2 separate regions of the Mus musculus genome follow, and region 1 is linked to region 2. The links are chromatin loops, found by intact Hi-C in ENCODE. Cell type or tissue: left cerebral cortex. All regions are shown on one strand. Links, peaks and the distances in the headings refer to the core of each region. The heading gives the core; the rest is flanking DNA.

Region 1 (9,420 bases), core at 899-8,898, 500 kb after region 2:
ATGTCAACGTGTTAGGTTTTTTTATTTTATTGTATATTTTTAGTCTTATTATATTTTATTTTATTATTACCCCTCAGAAGCTTGTTTGTTTTCTTTTTTTTTTTTATTTATTATATGTAAGTACACTGTAGCTGACTTCAGACACTCCAGAAGAGGGCGTCAGATCTCGTTACAGATGGTTGTGAGCCACCATATGGTTGCTGGGATTTGAACTCATGACCTTTGGAAGAGCAGTCAGTGCTCTTACCTGCTGAGCCATCTCACCAGCCCACTTGTTTGTTTTCTAATGAGAGACAGAAAGGAGGTGGAAAGGGAGAGGGGGAGGGGAGGGCCTGAGAGAAGTAGAGGGGTACTGTATTCAGGTTATATTATGTGTGGAGAGGGGGAGTTTATTTTCAATAAAACAGAAAAAGAAAGAAAGAAAAAGAAACAAAATAAAACGTGGAGACATTCTCTGGCCCCCTCGTCTATGAGTGTCAACATGGTCAACATGGAAATGGTGGCATCTTACCTCAGGAAAAAAGAAGTAACCACCCTTCCCAGGATTCTGTCAAGGTCAAATCTAGGATGGAGTAGTAGACTCTACTAGCCTAGCATGTGTGAAGCCCTGGGTTTGACCCCCAGTACCACCGCATACATATATACATACATACATACATACATACATACATACAAATATAAATAAATGCCAGGCAGTGGTGGTGCATGCATTTAATCCCAGCACTTGGGAGGCAGAGGCAGGCAGATTTCTGAGTTCGAGGCCAGCCTGGTCTACAGAGTGAGTTCCAGGACAGCCAGGGCTACACAGAGAAACCATCTCAAAAAAAAAAAAAAAAAGTACACACACACACATATATAATCAATTATTGTGATGGAAACAGAAAAGAGCAGGAAAAGAACACCACAAAAAAGAACGGCTCCAAAGTGAACTTCCCTTGTGTCCATCTACAGACGGAATAATGGATTCTTCTCAGGCTGGGGTGAGGGCTCACAGTCCTAAAGCGCTTGCCCACAGTCCTAAAGAGCTTACCCACAAGCACAAGGACCTGACTTTGGTCCCACCATCCACACAAAAAGCTATGCATGGTGGCAATTCAGAGACAGGTTAATCCGTGGGGCTGGTTAGCTAGCTAACCTTCTTGGCAAGCCCCTACTCCCCCTGGGAGATGCTGTCTCAAGGAGCAATGTGGAGAGATTCTGAGGAATGGTACAAGGTTGACCTTTGGCCTATACGTTCACATACACAATTAATTGGTTAAAATATTTTAAGCAAAAACAAAAAGCGGGGGCTAAAATTGAGTGTGGTGGCGCGCCCCTGTGATAACAGTACTTGAGAAGGTGTAGTGGGGTCACCCCGAAGTCTAAGGTAATTTAGCTACATAGTTCAAATCTGAATACACACATACCCACATACACACACACACAACACACACACACACGCGCACACACTGGCTACACAGTGAGTTCAAAGCTGAATTATGTGAGACTCCATCTCAGCCTCCACCCTTTCAGTCTCCCACACATATACATACACACACACTTACACACACACATTCCAATGAAGAGGGCTGGAGATATAGCTCAGTGGCAGTGTTTGCCTAGTGGACATAAGGTATTAATCATAAGGTTTACTACTGAGACCATGAAAGAAAAGAGAAAAGATGGAAAGTGACCGTGGATGGCCTGTATTTTAACCTACATAAAGTTAGGCTGATATCCAGTAAATGGCGATGCCGCGATTTGAGCCCAGGTTTGCCTGACTCCACTGGCCTTCATCTTTGTGATTCACGAGCAGATCTGTGGTCTTTCATTTAAGGCGAAATGCTCTGCTCGGTGCTCAGGGACTTGGCAGCACCGGGCACTTCCGCCCAGGCTTCACACGTTTTTTTCTCCCTAGACTTAGCACCGACTGTGTCCCTCCCTCTAACCAGACTTCTATCCAAATTGGATTTCTTGCTTTTGCCAAGCCGTTTGTTCCCACGCTTTCTTTGGTCTAAAGGGATCCAAAACAACTTCCTTTATTACAGTCTTATTAATCTACTGCTGAATGGAGATAAATCACTACCACCGATGACAGTGCGCATGCTCGTCCTGCATGCCCTGCGTAAGGACGTTCAAAGAAACTGGGTTAGGGTTGTTGTCAAAACAGAGATTGCTCAGCACTTACTGCTCTCCCAAAACCAGGTCAGGTGGCTCACAACCACTTGCAACTCTAGCTCCAGGGTTTCTCACACTGTCTTCTGGCCTCTAAGGCCATCCGCGCACATGTGGCATGCATTCACACAGACATACCCGTAAATGAAAATACATGTATTTTTAAGAAGGCTGATGCAGGAGGATTGGCATGAGTTCAAAGCCAGCAAGGCAAGCACAAGCTATACAGCAAGATCCCATAGCAAAAGAAAGATAAAAAGGAAAGAGGGGCTAGCTAGAAGGTTCAGTGGGCATTCCTGCAAAATCATGAGGACCCGAGTTCACATCCCCTGCACCTACGGTAAAAATCAAGGCATCACCATCCAGGTCCGTGACCCCAGCACCGGAAAGCAGAAACAGGGGGAACCAGAGATCTCACTGGCCAGCTACGCTAGCTCAAATGAGCCAGGTTCCACGAGGGAGCCTCTCTCAAAAAGTTCAAGAAGAGAACAATAGCGGGCAGTAGAGGAATAAACCCAGCACGGACTTCCGGACCTCCGACCTCCGACCTTCACACCTGCCTACACCGGCAAGCACATGCAGACACCACACACAAATAAATGGAAAGGAAGGAAGAAGGAAACGTGAGGGAGCTACCCAGGGAAAGTAAGCCTAGAGACAAAGACACGAGCAGCAGTACACGATGCTCCAAGCACATACATTTTGTTCTCTCTCTAAACGGAGAAAACTTCTATTTTTGTTTTGCTTTTTGAGACAGGGTCTGGCGAAGCTCAGGCTGGCCTCAAACTTGCATTTGCTGTGAACCAAACTATGGTCTTGAGCTTAGGATGCCTCCCCCCACAGCCTCCCCTCCCATGTGTTAGGATTACAAGTCCTATGCCTAGCATATACAGTGATGCTTTCATTTAAAAAGTAAAACAAGGGGCTGGAGAAATGGCTCAGAAGAACGACTCATAAGAACGACTGCCCTTCAGAAGGTCGTAAGTTCAAATCCCAGCAACCACATGATGGTTCACAACCATCCATAATGAGGTCTGATACCCTCTTCTGGGATGTCTGAAGACAGCTACACTGTACTTACATGTAATAAATAAAATTTAAAAAAAAAAAAACTTAAAAAAAAAAAGTAAAACACTTTCGAAAAAAAATGACTAATTGTAAGATCTGGGGTATGGGATACATTAAAAACTAGATGATATGCTACCACACCTGAAGCAGACAGATCGCTTTTTCTTTTTTAAAATTTATTTATTTGTTGGTTTTGTTTGTTTGTTTTATACCCGACCATGGGTTCCCCTCCTTCTCTTAAGGCTCCCAGGATACTACCAAAAGGGACAACTTGAAGAGGCTCCAACTGACCAAAGCATTGATAAGAATAATAACTTCAAAGAATGTACTCTCATCAAACATATTTTTAAATTTTTTAAATGTGACTGAAATAGAAAAATAAAAGCCTTCGTTAGCAGCCAGTGAAGTGGCAAGGGAATCCACGTGTTTTTATGGAAGCAGGGAGATAAGCAGAGGAGTCAAATATTCGACCTGCTTTCTACACAACAGCTATACTACAAGGTGACCAAATATTTGATAAAGAAAAATTTCTTTTCATGGGAGAGGGAACATATGCCAAGTCCCAGGGAAGGTGGGCAACAGCTATAAATGGTTCCTAACATTCCAAAAGAGGCAGACGTCTTGTAGTCATGATGAAAATGCCCAACACCGCTTATGAAGCACTCTTGCCAAGAAAGAGGCTCAGTCAAGTCATGCTTCCGAATATAATTACCCATATCCTAGGAATAGAGTCGGCAGGGGAGCAAACTGCATGACATCAAGAGAGAAATCCAAAGCGTGGGAACTTGTTCGGAACAATTAGCCTGCTTTTCCTGGGAGTGACTGCCCCACACCTCAGGTGTGTGTGCCATCTCGTAATCAGATCGGAGGTGTGTGCTTTGTCCTGCTTCTCAGAGACCCCTTCTAGGATGTTGTTCCAGGTGTCTCTCGTGGCAGCTGGCCTGAAGACCTTGACTTTACAGCCTTGTCCCCTCCCTTGTCCAAATGGTTCCTCTACTTTCCCTTCATTGTCCCCATGGCTTGCCAAGTTCCTGTCTGGGGGTCTGCTTTGGGAAGAATCCAAACTAAATTTATATCCTATGGATGATAAGTGAACTTTCACTAAAATAAATTCACTTTAAAATGATACTGTGAGACTATCAAAATGGTTTAGCAGGCCAAGATGTTTGCTGCCAAGTCTGAAGATATGAGTTTGACTCTTGGAAACCCCAAGGTTGAAAAAAAAAAAACAATTCTTAAAAGTTGTCATCTGAGCTGGGCAGTGGTGGCACATACCTTTCAACCAAGCACTTGGGGAGTAGACCCAGACAGATCTCTGTATCTACGGAGCAAGTTTCAGGATAATCAGGGCTACACAGAGAAACACTGTCTCAAAAAAAAAAAAAGTTATCAACTGACCCACCACACAATGGACCCTGGCAAACACATAGTCTTTGTAATCAATGTATTGCTATGAGGAGACACCATGACCAAGTCAACTTATAAGAGAAAGCATTTAATTTGGGGCTTACTTACAGTTCCAGAGGGTTAGTCCATGAGGAGAATTGGAAGCATGGAGGTAGGCAGGCATAGTGCCGAAGCAGTAGCTGAGAGCTTATATACATATTCTCTGAAAGGCAGAGGTAGAAACAAAGACTGGGCCTGCTTTGTATGGGCTTTCGAAGCCTCAAAGCCCACCCCTTCCCCCGTGACCAACTTTCTCCAACAAAGCCACACCTACTCCAACAAGGCCACACTTCCTTTTTTTTGTTTGTTTGGGTTTTTTTGGTTTTTTTGGTTTTTTTTTTTTTTTTTTTTTTTTTTGGTTTTGTCGAGACAGGGTTTCTCTGTGTAGCTCTGGCTGTCCTAGAACTCACTCTGTAGACCAGGCTGGCCTCGAACTCAGAAATCCACCTGCCTCTGCCTCCCAAGTGCTGGGATTAAAGGCATGTATCACCACGCCTGACTTAAGGCCACACTTAAGGCCACACTTCCTACTTCTTCCCAAAATAGTTCTACCAACTAAAGGACCAGGCATGCAAATATATGAGTCTATGAGGGCTATTCTGATACAAATAAGAGCCAGCCATGGTGGCACAGGAGTTTAATTCCCGCATTGGGGAAGCAGAGGCAGGAAGATCTCTGATTACAGGGCCAGCCTGGTCTACAACAGGAGTTCAAAAACAGCACAGAGAAACCCTGTCTCAAAACAATAACAACGGGGCTGGAGAGATGGCTCAGTGGTTAAGAGCACTGACTGCTCTTCCAGAGGTCCTGAGTTCAATTCCCATAAAGCACATGGTGGCTCACAACCATCTATAGCAGGGTCTGATGCCCTCTTCTGGTGTGTCAGCAGACAGCAACAATGTACTCATATACATTAAATAAATAAATAAATAAATAAATAAATAAATAAATCTAAAAACAAAGACAAAAAAACAAAGATCTGGGGAAGACTGGGAAGAGTGTAGGGAGTGGAAACTGTGGTCAAGATGTAAAGTACGAGAGACGAATAAAAGAAGAAAGGGATATACTAGTATCTCATGACCATTCACCATGTAATGTATGTGTATGTAACTCAATAGTCATGCTTGCTCTATTCTAGCTTATATTTAGACAGAGAAATTAGGTAATGTGGGTCTGGCGATGTAGCTGAGTTGGTGGAGCACTTCCCTAGCACGCACAAGGCCCTAGGTTCGATCCCCAACACCAACTAAGGTCGAGCATGGTGGTGCATGCCTGAAATCCCAACGCTTGGGAAGTGGAAGCAGGCATCCTCAGCTACCCCTCAAGTCCAGGCTAGCCTGGGCTCCATGCTACCTTGTCTCAAAGAGAAAAGAATTTAAACAGGTTGGCCGAGATCACACAGCCAGTAAGAGATAAAAATGATAATTGTGGTTTTTGAATTTTTTTTTAATGTTGATTCTGTTACTTCTGGGGAGAGTTTGTGGGAGAGTGTCTGCTTGCTATAATATCTTCACTTGGAAAAATAATGCATGCTCATGGGCCCTCATTTAAAAATATATATAGAAATGCCTAGAAACCCCTGCTTTGCTACACTTTCTGAAAAGAAATTGGAAGAGATAAACAGGATTGTCCTTTTATTCCATTCCTTCTCCGATAACAGGGGTGCTCTTTTTTTTTTTTTAATTTCTTCTTCAAGAAAAGAAATATTTTGAGTACAGAATTGAGAGGAAACGCACTCTGGATGGATAATCGCGTCACTCCAGTCTTCCTACCCACAGAGAAGAAAGCCTTCCTGAAGTTTAAGATGTCACCTCTCACAGAGCACATCGGCAGCTCAGAGATCAGAAACCACACATAGCCAGATCACCAGAGAGTGCGGAGCGGCAACATGAAGCTGGCTTTGAGATCGGTGAGAGGCTGTTCCCGTCAAAGGACATCCTTTGTTAAAATAGAAACATCAAGGATATAAATACGAACAATCCTTGGGACGATTCTTTTGTAACATGTACCTGAAGAGGTAAACGCTGTTGCAGATGCTTCCTGGCCCTCAGACATTTCGATGCTGGACACCACTGAACCAAAATGACTCATTCTTAGAAGCAGTTGCCGTCTGGTTTAAGAATATCCCAGAAGAGTATGCAAGTGAGCCGGGATTCTCTATTTATAAAACGTATCAGACCACTTAGGCGGGTGTTTATCGAAATGTAAGTTATGTTTACATCCAAATTTGGAATTTCAATTCAACCATTGACACAAATACATAAATGTGTGCATACAATTTTTTTTATTATTCAATCAAGGTTCTTCTTCTTTAGAGAAGGCTCTTATAGCCTACCCTAGCCTCAGACTCACTGTGTAGGCCAAGGATGGCCTTGAATTCCTCACTCTCCTGCCTCCACTTCCCAGATAACTGAGTTTACAAGTGTGCACCACCACACACAATTGCAACCAATATACTCAACAGCGGAATGAGAGAGAGGTAAAGAAGTGAGGTTTAGCAAAATGGAGGACAAGCAATCACCCTTACACACTGCCTTAGTTCCTCCTCTTGTTGTAGCTGCAAAACATCTAACAAAAGCAACTTAAGGATAGGAGGGTTTGTTTGAGCTTTTATTTTGAGGGTGCAATTTATCAAGGAAAAGAACTCGTGGCAGTGGGAACATGAGCCAGCGGGTGGCACTAATCCCACACCAGGGAGCAGAGAGGCAGAGATGCAGAGAAATTGGGATGCAGAGAGACAGGGATGCAGAGAAACTGGGATGCAGAGAGACAGGGATGCGGAGAAACTGGAATACTGCATCTCAGAACACATTCTGCTTTTTTAGACAGCCCAGAACTCTCTTCCCACAAAGCAGCCCAGGACCCCACCCCTAGAGCAGTCCAGGACCCCAGCCCATAGAGGGGCTCTAGATTCTAGGTCATAGAACTGTGCAGCCCACAGTTAGTATCTAAAAACCGTTACTGTCCTGCCCACAAGTTTGTCTGTCTCCTAGGTGAGTCTAGATTGTGTTGAGTTGGCAATATTATTAACCATAACAAATGAAAAGCCCAATTCAAACCACATGGTTAGTATAAGCCTTGCTTTTTCAGACTGTGTCTCAGTATATATCCCTCCTGGGCCTGGAACTCACTCTACATACCCACAGTAGTGAAAGGCTGAGGTAAAGAGGTAGGGATGTGGCTTTATGGCTAAGACCACTGACTTAAGACCACTTTCCAAGGTCTGATCCAGGCACCCACATTGCAGCTGACAACTATTTGTAACTCTAGTCCCTGGGGATCTGATGCCGTCTTCTGGCCTTTGTGGGAACTACACACATACAAATACACACACACACACACACACACACACACACACACACACACACACACACTCGGTGCACAGACATACATATAGGCAAAAACATCCATACACATTGTGATAGTTTGTATATGCTTGGGCCAGGGAGTAGGCACTGTTAAGAGGGGTGGCCTATTGGAGTGGACATGTCACTGGGTGTGGCTTTAATACCCTAGTCCTCGTTGCCTGGAAGTCAGTCTTCCACTAGCAGCTTTCAGATGAAGTTGTAAAACTCAGCTCCTCCTGCACCATGCCTGTCTGGATGCTGCCCTGCTCCCGCCTTTATGTTGATGGACTGAACCTCTGAACCTGTAAGCCAGCCCAATTAAATGTTGTCCTTTATAAGAATTGCCTTGGTCATGGTGTCTGTTTACAGCAGTAAAACCCTAACTAAGACACTCACAAAATAATAATAATAATAATAATAATAATAATAATAATTTTTAAGATTGAGGCAGGAGGATTTCAAGTTTGAGGCTGGCCTGAGCTTTATTGAGAGACACTGCCTCAAAAGAAAGGGTGTTAGCCCAAGTAGGTGTTTCTCAAAAGAAGACACACAAATGTTCAACAAGCATATAGGGAAATGCTCAACATCACCAATTATCTAGAGAAATAACATTGAAACCACAAATGAGATACTACCTCACACATGCTGAAATAGCTATTATCAAAAAGATAAAGTTAAATATTCGTGGTGATCATTTTTAAGTGGAGGAACTTGTGAACTCAGTTGGTAAGCGTGTGAATAAGCATGATCATGTGGAGGTTCCACAAAATAATTAAAACAGGGGCCGGAGAGATGGCTCAGCGGTTAAGAGCACTGACTGCTCTTCCAAAGGTCCTGAGTTCAAATCCCAGCAACCACATGGTGGCTCACAACCATGCGTAATGGGATCGGACGCCCTCTTCTGGTGTGTCTGAAGACAGCTACAGTATACTCACATATAATAAATAAATAAATCTCAAAAAATAAAATTAAAATAGAATGACCACAGGACCAGAGAGATGGCTCAGCACATTGGAGCATTTACTGTTCCTGCAGAGGAACCAGACTGGGTTCCTGGCATCCACATCAGGTGCTAATAACAACCACCTGTAACCCCAGGCCAGGGGATCCAATGCCTCTTTAGCACCCTTGAGCACACACACACACACACATGGTGCAGAGAAACTCACAAAAGCACAGACATGCACATAAGTAAAAATAAATAATTTTTAAAAAAAATTAGAAGGCCAGGGGCTGGAGAGATGGCTCAGCAGATAAGAGCACTGACTGCTCATCCAAAGGACCAGGGTTTAATTCCCAGCTTCCGCATGGCAGTTCACAACTGACTGTAACTCCCTCATATAGACATACAGACAAATCACCAACAAAAATAAAATTTTAAAAAATAATAGAGGGGCTGGTGAGA
Region 2 (9,420 bases), core at 475-8,474:
GGCAGGTCTTTAATTTTCTTTTGCTTATATGCAGTTCCCCCGACTTTACTTGTGGGATTTGAGATTGATTCACTTCTTATTAATAAACAATCTGGTTCAGGAGAGTTTGGGGAAGTCTCATAAGGCAACTTTGAAATGCTTGTGCTGATTCCAGTTGCCTGCCCTTTGGTTAACGCGCACCCCTGTTCATAAACTCATAATACATTGCTCCGTCTTCCAAAACTGATACCATGGTAGCATACATTTTTCTATCCCAACCCAGCAACAAGTGAACCTTGACTCCTCCAAAATGTAAAGAGTGAGGAATAATGTAAAAATTAGGAAATGAAATCTTTTGTTCTACGTTTGCATGTCACATTGTCAAAATGCCAATAAGAAATTAACTAAAAGTCACCTTAATTTTCGGAAGCCATTGAATTATAAATTTGGACACTTGAAGAAAAGTTAACTCTTAAATAGGTCTGCTAACTAAGAATTCCAAGTTTAATGTTTAAGTGTTCTTGTTCACTTCAGTTCTAGGCTCTCCACATTTATCCAATGACTTCATAGAGAAATCGAACCCCGATGGATACAGATCCAAGGTTGAAACGGCACCCGTGGGAGGCCCAGGCAGAGCTAAGCAGACATGAGCACTGGCTTCTCCTCAAATCTCAGCTGCTCACTTTTTCCCTGGCTGAGATGAACGAGGAAGGGAAGCCTTTTAATATGGATCTTCCGGTGACACTCTGTACCACATTGCAAGCGAGCAAACAAACATCCGCAGCTCACAGCCCAATTATTCATATTAATAAACTGCAAAAAGATGTGCAGGCAAGGCATAGGGAAGACAAACTGGGTTAGGCCAGCATGAAGCTCTGCCCAACTCAAGGGAAGAGCTTGTGTGCTTCGCATCGCAACAGTGACCTCTAGTGCTCCCTCTCTGATGAACCCCTGCAGCTGCAGAAGGAATTACACCTTTGCCACAGAACTTCAACTGAGCGGGTAGGTGGGTTCAGGTCTGCTGTGTATCATCCTTGTTTGTTTATTTGCTACAGCGCTTGTCAAGGCCATCACCCACAGGACCCTCTAAGATTTTGGCTAGGTGAAACTATACATATTTTACTGATTTAATGGGATTCCCACACATTCGATTTGAAATTGAATGGGAAGCACAGTCCAGCCTAGGAGTGAAGTTCTCTCCTTTGCCTTTGCAGAGTGGCAGGTAAATTCTGACATTAAATGAGCTCCTGAAAAATCATCAGTGGGTGGACACGAGCTCGTGGCAGTGAGTTCCCTGTGCCTTTCCCTCGTGAGGACTCTACAGTTAAGGCAAAAGAGGGTCTATGGCAAAGAGAGTTACCAATGTCTTGTCTCTCAAACCTAAAGCTGTCAGTAAGGCAGGTCCCATCCATTCCTGAGCAGGACTTATAACCCTTTCTTGTAAAGCAGAGAAAGAAATAGAAAGTTGTGTGTTTGCTTGGCTGTTTTTATCATACATAAAAAGAGGAAATTCTTCTATCTAAAGAATCTAAACCAAATATAAACTTTTAAAACTTTTCCTATTTCCAATGGCAAGCTGACGAAAGAGTTGGGCCAGGGTATTTTGGATGATATTTAAATTAAGCAACGAGACCATAACAAATGTTCCTCGAATCAATGAACTCAGCACTAAGACAATCAATCACAAATACATGAAGTTGAAAATTCAACCACTAGAGAACACTACTTAAGCGGGTGGTGGGGGAGGGGGAAGTCACCTGCACATTTCCCTTTAAGGGAGATGTAGGGATGGGTACCCATCCAGGAGTGCTCTTCTGCCTGAGGACACAGCTCTCCAGTGCTGAGCTGTGCCTCCACCAGTTCTGCCTGCCCCTGCCCGCGAAGTCTGCAGTATGTCTCAGCTATTAGCCTGCACCATTTCAGAGATGCAGCCAGCCACTGCTAAATCGCAAACTTCAGAAATCTCAGCTAATGCAGCAGAATATCAAGTCTGCGGGTTGTTTTCCTGGTAGACAAATAATCCCAATGAAATTTAATGACCTCAAGACAGGCGCAATGGAAGACGTTCCCGGGCTGGTCCCCCGATTAAGATGCTAATTTAATGTTTTACTAGAAGTTGAGTCTTCTCAATGAATATTCAAAGAGAGTGAAATTCTGCTAGTAAAAAAAAAAAAATCCAAATAACATATTGCATATTTTGACCAGACCAAGAGGAACCCGATCATATTTGCACAATTTCCCTGTAGTGCTTTTCCTAGCCCCGCAGCGATTCCAGTTGAAAAGATTAATCGTGAAAACAACAGAATCAAAGTTTTGCGCGGAGCCCCCCTGCAAGTTTTAAATCATTTGCTGTGTACTTACATGAATTCCCAGCTTCCACTCTGTTCCAATTTTGAGTAGACAACAGAAGTAACATCTTGAGAACAGCTCCAGCGACAGATCCCATATTCATAATTTTTGAGCTCCCCAAAATATCTCGAGTGGCTCTCAGAGCGCTGGAGACAGGTTCTCCTCAGTCCTTCACCCAGCACTGACTGGGTCTTCAGTATCTCTAGCTCTCTGGATCTCTTTCCTCCCCCTCCCTCCTCTCACGCGCGCGCTCTCTCCTCCTCCTCTCCCTCCTCCCTCCTCCCTTGCTCCTCCTTCCTTCTCTCTCTCCCTCTCCTCTCTCTCTTTCTCTCTCTCTTTCTTCCCCACCCTCCTTCTCCCCTGCCCTCAGTACTGGTTCCTCACAGAAAAGCAACCAGCTTCTGTCCTAACAAGCTTACACACTGCTGCCGAGGCCACGCCCACTCCTCGCACCGGTCTTAGAAATTTGCCCCAGCATCCTTCCTCCTCCAAAAAGCACAGCAGCAGCCAGCAGCTTTCTGAGCTCCGCAGCGGCTGCAGGTGATGGAAGCTGGACCTGGAGGCGCTGCCCGCTGCCCGCTGCTCCTGGCCTCCTCGGGGCTCCCTCCCCTCCCCTCTATTCTCCAATAAGCTTTAACCCATTTTGTGCCCTGCCACCCTTTGGGGTGAGGAAAGCAGCCAGGCAAGGAAGCCTTCTGATTTTCCGCAGGTCTTGTATTTGGCAGTACCAACCAACATAGTGAGCTATTTCCTGATTGCCCGGGAGTGTATCCAGGTAAAACTGCATTATGTTTCAAAACAAAAGCATAAAATAAGACAGAAATAACGAAGCAAGCGTTGGTGAATTGTAGCTAAAACTGTCCTCCGGGAAAACGCGTGCTGTTTTTCTCTGTTTCTATAAAACTATTGCCTTGTGCTCCGGTGCCAGGATTTTATTACGGAAATTCCTCACATGGGAACAGACATTCCTGCTTGGCAGATATTTAAAAATCATCTGATAATAGTCTGCGAGAAATTAACATTTCTTATTTTAGTTGGTGCTTCAGGAATACAAATCCACCCATGAAGAGTTCTCTGAGTAGACTGAGTTTTATGAAAGCATCCTTCTGGAAATAGGCAGCATTCCATAATCATGTTTCTTAATAGTAATTCCCAGAGGGCCCAAAATGGAAAATTATGGAATACTGAAAAAGGGAACCCCCTCCCATATGTGTGTGCGTGCACACACACGTGAGTGCACACACAGGTACACACTCACGCGCACACATTCACACACTGACAGGAATACATACTCACTTATACACACTCACAGGCACACATGCATGCACATATACATGTGCACACACATGCATACACTCACACACATATGCACACACTTATACATACTCACAGACATACAAATGGGTGCAACACACACTCAGAAAATCAACAACTACAGAGAATATTCTTCCAGTGGCCACTCCCTGGGCACTATTGCTTGTGTAGAATATTAAAGCACTCAAATGATAAAGTTAAGACCCCATACAGAGCGGCACATCACATGGTGTCAGAGAGGGTAAATCATCTCTTTAAAATAAATGTCAAGACGTCTTCCTGCTGATTTCCTGGGCGTCATCAAGGCAGGAATCCAGGAGCTCTCAAGCAACATCTTGGTGTTTGGAACCAGAGGCAGCCTTGCTGGGCTATGAAAAAGGGGGTGGGGTGAGAGAACCATCCATAAACAAAGCATAATTATTTAGCTCTTGACTTCAAACAAAGCCAAATGGATAGTTTTGTTTTTCCTATTTTGCAGGTGGAAAACCAAGAACAGAGAAGAGAATGATGTGCAGGATCATTGAGTTAGGAAGGAAAGAGGAAGCTAGACTGAGTTTTGTTTTTGTTTTGTTTGTTTTGTTTTGTTTTTTGGGGGGCTAGGGGGGCTCTGATTCTACCAATTTCATCCTCAGCCTTGCTGCCCCCATATCAGGGTTCACAGTACCCAGACTAACTCCTGCAACAACAACAAAAAAAAAACCCAGTCCTTCAAACCAGCATCAGTGAAAAGAAAGGTAAGGTCTAGATGTTTGCTGTGCTCCTACACCTAAATGCCTGGCTTTTGCTTTCTGGTCATAAAATATCAAGGAAAAACAGCTATGCATTAACGATCTATATTAGTAAGTATTGGGGGGCAGTGATTTCATTGCACACAAGCTATCTGCCACCTATTATCTAATTAAATTCTCAAATCAATATTTTGAAGGAAATGTGCTGTGCCTACAGAAGGGAGAGACTGGACCTTCTAGCCCTCAGTGAGACTGAGCCCTCAGTGAGACTGAGCTGTCCAGGGTACTAAAAAAAAGAAAGATGGAAAAACGTGAGTACAAAGGAAACATTGGGGAATGTAGTACAGTTGATAAAGTACTTACCTAGAAGGCACAGAGTCCTAGGTTTGACCACCCACACTATATAAACTATGTATGGTGGTACATGCCTGTAATCCCAGCAGTTGGGAGATTGAGATAGAAGGATGAGAAAGTCAAGATCACCCTCAGCCACATAGCAACTTTGAAGTGATTCTAGGCTATTTAAGACTGTCTCAACAAGGAGGAAAGGAAGGAAGGAAGGAAGGAAGGAAGGAAGGAAGGAAGGGAGGGAGGGAGGGAGGGAGGGAGGGAGGGAGGGAGGGAGGGAGGGAGGAAGGAAGGAAGGAAGGAAGGAAGGAAGGAAGGGATATGGACTTGACATTCTGGTCTATAGGCCTATAAAATTGTTGCCTTGGCTTTCCAGAAGGAAGTATTATCATCCTATTAAGCTTATCATGGTTTGCAGAAAACAAATGAGGAAATTTAAAGATTAGTATTGGATGAAAATAGGAATACACACACACACATATTATATATATACACACATATATAATTGAAAACTTAAGTCAACCTGAGCCTGACAGCACAGGCCCAGACCCCAATCATTCCAGAGGCTAAAGTAGGAGGACTTCAAATTCAAGGTCTCCCCCAGGCAATAAAACAAGTTTAAAGCCAGTCTGGCTGACTCAGTAAGACCTTATCTCAAAAATAAAAGGTGGAGAGGCTGGAGTAATGGCTCAGTGGTTAAGAGTACTTCCTGCTCTTGAAAAAGACCTGAGTTCAGTTTCCAGCACACACTTGGAAGCTCACAACCATGCCTAAGCCCAGTTCTAGGAAAGCTGATGCCCTCTTATAATGGTATCTGTGGATTCTGCACGCAATTGGTGCATATACATCTATGCAAGCAAAATGTGCATATACGTAAAACAAAAATAAATAAATCTTTAAAAAAATGAATAGCAAGATGGCTAGTGAGTAAGAGCATTTGCCTCTTCCAAGCCTGGTGACTTAAATTCAGTCCTCAGATCCCAAATGGTAGAAGGAGGGAATTAACTTCACAAGTTGTCCAATTGTCGTCTGACCTGTAAACATGTGCTGTGGCTTTTGCACACATATTCATATAACACACACACACACAGAGACAGAGACAGAGAGACAGAGACAGAGACAGACAGAGACAGAGACAGAGTAAATAAATAAGTATAAAATGTTCTTTCAGAAAATAAAATATACACTAAAAATAAAATCTGGGTATGTAGCTCAGTGCCTAGCAAGCAGGAGGCCCTAGGTTCAGTTCTCAGTGTGAAATATCTTAGGTGCTATTCAAGAGAGACCTTTCACACTGATAGACCAATTTCTTGAAAGCTTGTGCAGATTGGAAAGCACTGTCATTTCGAGTCCCTGTAAAGCCCTTTACTGTCTATTGACCACGGAAGGAGAGAGCTTATACATGGGAAATAGAGAAACCTAAATGTGAATGTATCTCCCACTACCATTTTGATGAAATATCTTGATGGCATTAGTTTTTGGTTTCCTTATTGGCAAAAGCAAAAGGAAAACACACACACACACACACACACACACACACACACACACACACACACACATATATATATATGAAATCATTGGTGTGCTTTCCTTGAGGGGCTGGGAAGGTCCACAACGGTGTCCTATGGAAAGACAGAGAATGTGGTAGCTGCCCAGTCCATAAAGCTGGACACCTTGGGCCCAGCTCTGGGGGCCTGGAGAGCTGCTTGTATTAAGTCACACAGAAAGGCTACAGCAGCTGGAGTCTGATGGCCAGTGAACAAAAGAAGCATCACTCAGTCAGAGTGGACTGAGTCCTGCTGGTAGACACGCACCCACTTCTCCAACAACACCCCATCACTCAGAGCACCAGTCCACTAGGTATTGCCTCCCACACTCAGGGCAAGCCTTTTTCTCCCAGTCATAGCCCCACACATTAGTTCTTTTAGGAAGGAGCTCCATAGACATGCAGAGATGCATTTCATGGGTCTTTGACATCTGCTAGTCCAGATGTCAACCATCCCAATGGTTCAGTTGTGTTTAATATCACCTACACTCACATCGTCATCCAACAGGTCTCTCAAGAGTGTGTTCATCTTGCAGAGCCAAACTTCTGTAGTCATCAAATACCAATCCCTCCACTCGCTAGCCCTTAGTAATCATCTTTCTGTTCTATGTTGAGTTACAGAGATAGTTCAAATATACAGAATCACAGGATGTGCCCTTCATAATGTCTCAGAGTTCATCACATTGTACCAAGTGACAAATGTCCTTTAAAAAAAAAAACATGATATTCCATTGTGCATATAAGCCACATTTTCTTTCTTCCTTTATGGGGCAATGCGCGTTACAATGCTTCTATGTTTTGGCTATTGTGAATAATGCTGAAATGAAAGAATACTTGCAAGTATCTCTTCGACATCCTTTGAAATATATAACCAGAAGTATAATTGATGGATGGCATGTAAATTCTGCTTTTGATTTTTGTGTGTGCATGTGTGTGTGTGTGTGTGTGTGTGTGTGTGTGTGTGCAGTTGTATGTGTCTGTATGTCTCTCTTGGTGTCTGTATGTCTCTTTGTGTGTGTAGGTTTGTGAGTGTGTGTAGGTGTGTCTTTATGTCTCTCTGTGTATGTAGGAGTGTGTGTGTGTATATGTGTGTGTGTCTGTGTGTCTGTGTGTGTGTGTGTGTGTGCCTGTGTGTATGTGCAGGTGTTTTAGTGTTTGTGGAGGCCTGATGTTGAGGTTATGTGTCTTCCTCAATTGCTTTCCACCTTTCTTTTTTTGAGGTAAGGTACCTTACGGAACCTAGAGCTCACTGACTTGACAGAGCTATCTATCAAACTCCAATATTTCCCTGTCCCCACCTTCCCAATGCTAAGATTACAGGCATGCCCCACTGTGTCTGGTTCTTGACATAAGTGCTATTGATCCAGACTCAGGTCTTCATGCCTGGACAGCAGGCACTTTATCAACTCGGCCATCTCCAGCCTCTCTATTTGTTTAAGGAACTTCTACACTGCTGATAAGTATTCTGATCTCCTAATGTATGCTCCCTTGTCTATGAATAGCGGCTTCCTCTTTATTCTAGTCACTGTCCTTGTCCATGACTTGTTAACAGTCTTATTATGCCACTGGTTTGGCTCATTGTTCTTGGATAACACTAGTTGAGGTTCCTGACTTTGCATGTATACTTTTCACCTCAGATTTAGGAGACCTGGGGCCCATTATTTTATCCGATATTCTCTTTCTCCCTTTTCATTCCGAAGCCCTGTGATCTGTTTTCTCTGCCTTGACTTTTCTGTACCCTTTGGTTTTTTCTTACAGCTTTCTAGCATGAGTGTTTGGGGTGCCCTGCCTTCAAGTGTGTTCATTCTGTCCTCCTCTGTCAGTCACCCCGGCCCTACAGCTCTGGATCTTCTACTTCCGGGTCTCTTCTCCGCAGCTCGTCTCTCGTTCCCACCATCAGTCACCTCCCACTGTTTTCCCTGTTTGATTTTTCTCTCCTGACTCTCTGAATTCACTGAACAGCCTTGTGAAGATTATTTTAAATCATTTGTGTAGCAATTCCTGTGTTTTGCATGGTATTGGGGTTTTTGTTTGTTTTTGTTTTGTTTTGTTTTAATGTTAGTTTCTGGAGTTTGGTTCTGTTGTTTTGATGGGAGTGTGTTTTCCTGTTATGTCTCGCTGTCTTCTGTTGGGGACATGGGTATTTAAAAGTCAGCCACGTCTACAGTCGCATGATTTTGTTTCATACAGAAACGTTTCGCTAGTCAGTCATCAGCGCTACAGACTGGGAGCAGCTCAAGCCTTTCATGAGAGTTCTTCCTTTGGGGGTTTGTGTGTGTCATCTCATTAGAGGAGTTTGCCAGCTCCTACATCGGCAGTCCTCCCGTAGACACGCTGCAGTGTAATAGACAGACTCTGATATTATGGTAAGTGGATCAGCTCCCTTCTCATTGCCTCTCACCTGGTTCTTCTTGGGGTTTAGATTCAGAAAAGACAGAAACTTCCCCCAGAGAGTGATTGGGAGGTAAGAATTTCCTCCTGATCGCACTGCACTGCACTCAGAGAAGGGCTCTGATGAGTGAGATTCGTTTCCATTCAGAGGGCTTCACTCTTTCCCAGGCTGCGGGAGCCTCTTACCTGGTTTTTAGAATTTTCATCAGACAAACTGGGAATGTATCATGATTAAGTTGATACGTCTGAGGGAGGGAGGGAGTCTGAGGCTTTCTATTTTACCATCTCGCCAATGTTATTTCTCAAAATTGATAGTTTGTTTTTGATTAATTAAAAAATATAACACAAACAATAATTTTTGGCCAAAAGACCCCTCTCAAATCTACGTATAGTGCTTACAAACATTGTTTCCCCGCCTATAACCATTGAGCATACAGAATTAAACATGGGGCTGAAGAGCTAACTCAGGCATTAAGAGTGAGCACCGATCTTCAGAGAACTAGGGTTGCTTCTCAAAAGCTGTCTGGAACAACTGCAGGTAACTCCAGATCCGGGGAGTCTGTCACCCTCTCTGGTTTTCATGGGTACCTTTCACTCACGTGTACATATCCCATGGTTAAATAAACATATACATGATTAAAAATTCCAATAAATCTTTTCAAAAACAGGCATGGTTGCTGTTGTTGTGTTTAGTCAACCTTTGGCAGGATCAATATTTTATAAAAGTGTTTACTTTTATTGTTTCATATTTCTAATCAAGAGACT

Evidence for each region. Peaks named below come from ENCODE experiments on the same cell type or tissue, not always from the same donor. Only the 100,000 strongest peaks of a DNase experiment are listed, where the experiment ranks them.
Region 1: it touches region 2 in a loop (6-fold over the local background); 6 of 42 quality-filtered maps call a loop at or near these places.

What each region holds. Positions count from the first base shown.
Region 1 is chr8:112,064,935-112,074,354 of GRCm38, reverse strand. No RefSeq gene overlaps it. Among named protein-coding and RNA genes, the nearest start is that of Gm22827, 7.1 kb to the right of the region's middle. In left cerebral cortex, for the core only: no CTCF peak of the experiment used is centred there; DNase peaks (open chromatin) are centred at 2,758, 3,900, 6,646, 7,258 and 1 more place.
Region 2 is chr8:112,563,146-112,572,565 of GRCm38, reverse strand. Cntnap4 (contactin associated protein-like 4) reads right to left here and starts at 2,523. Exons shown (of 24, transcript NM_130457.2): 1 at 2,341-2,523. The coding sequence starts at 2,431. Gm26994 (predicted gene, 26994) reads left to right here and starts at 2,991. Exons shown (of 6, transcript NR_132433.1): 1 at 2,991-3,103; 2 at 4,275-4,376; 3 at 4,568-4,681; 4 at 8,455-8,630. In left cerebral cortex, for the core only: a CTCF peak has its summit at 910 (motif pointing left); DNase peaks (open chromatin) are centred at 1,920, 2,673, 3,186, 3,894 and 2 more places; H3K4me3 peaks cover 3,111 bases; H3K27ac peaks cover 1,331 bases.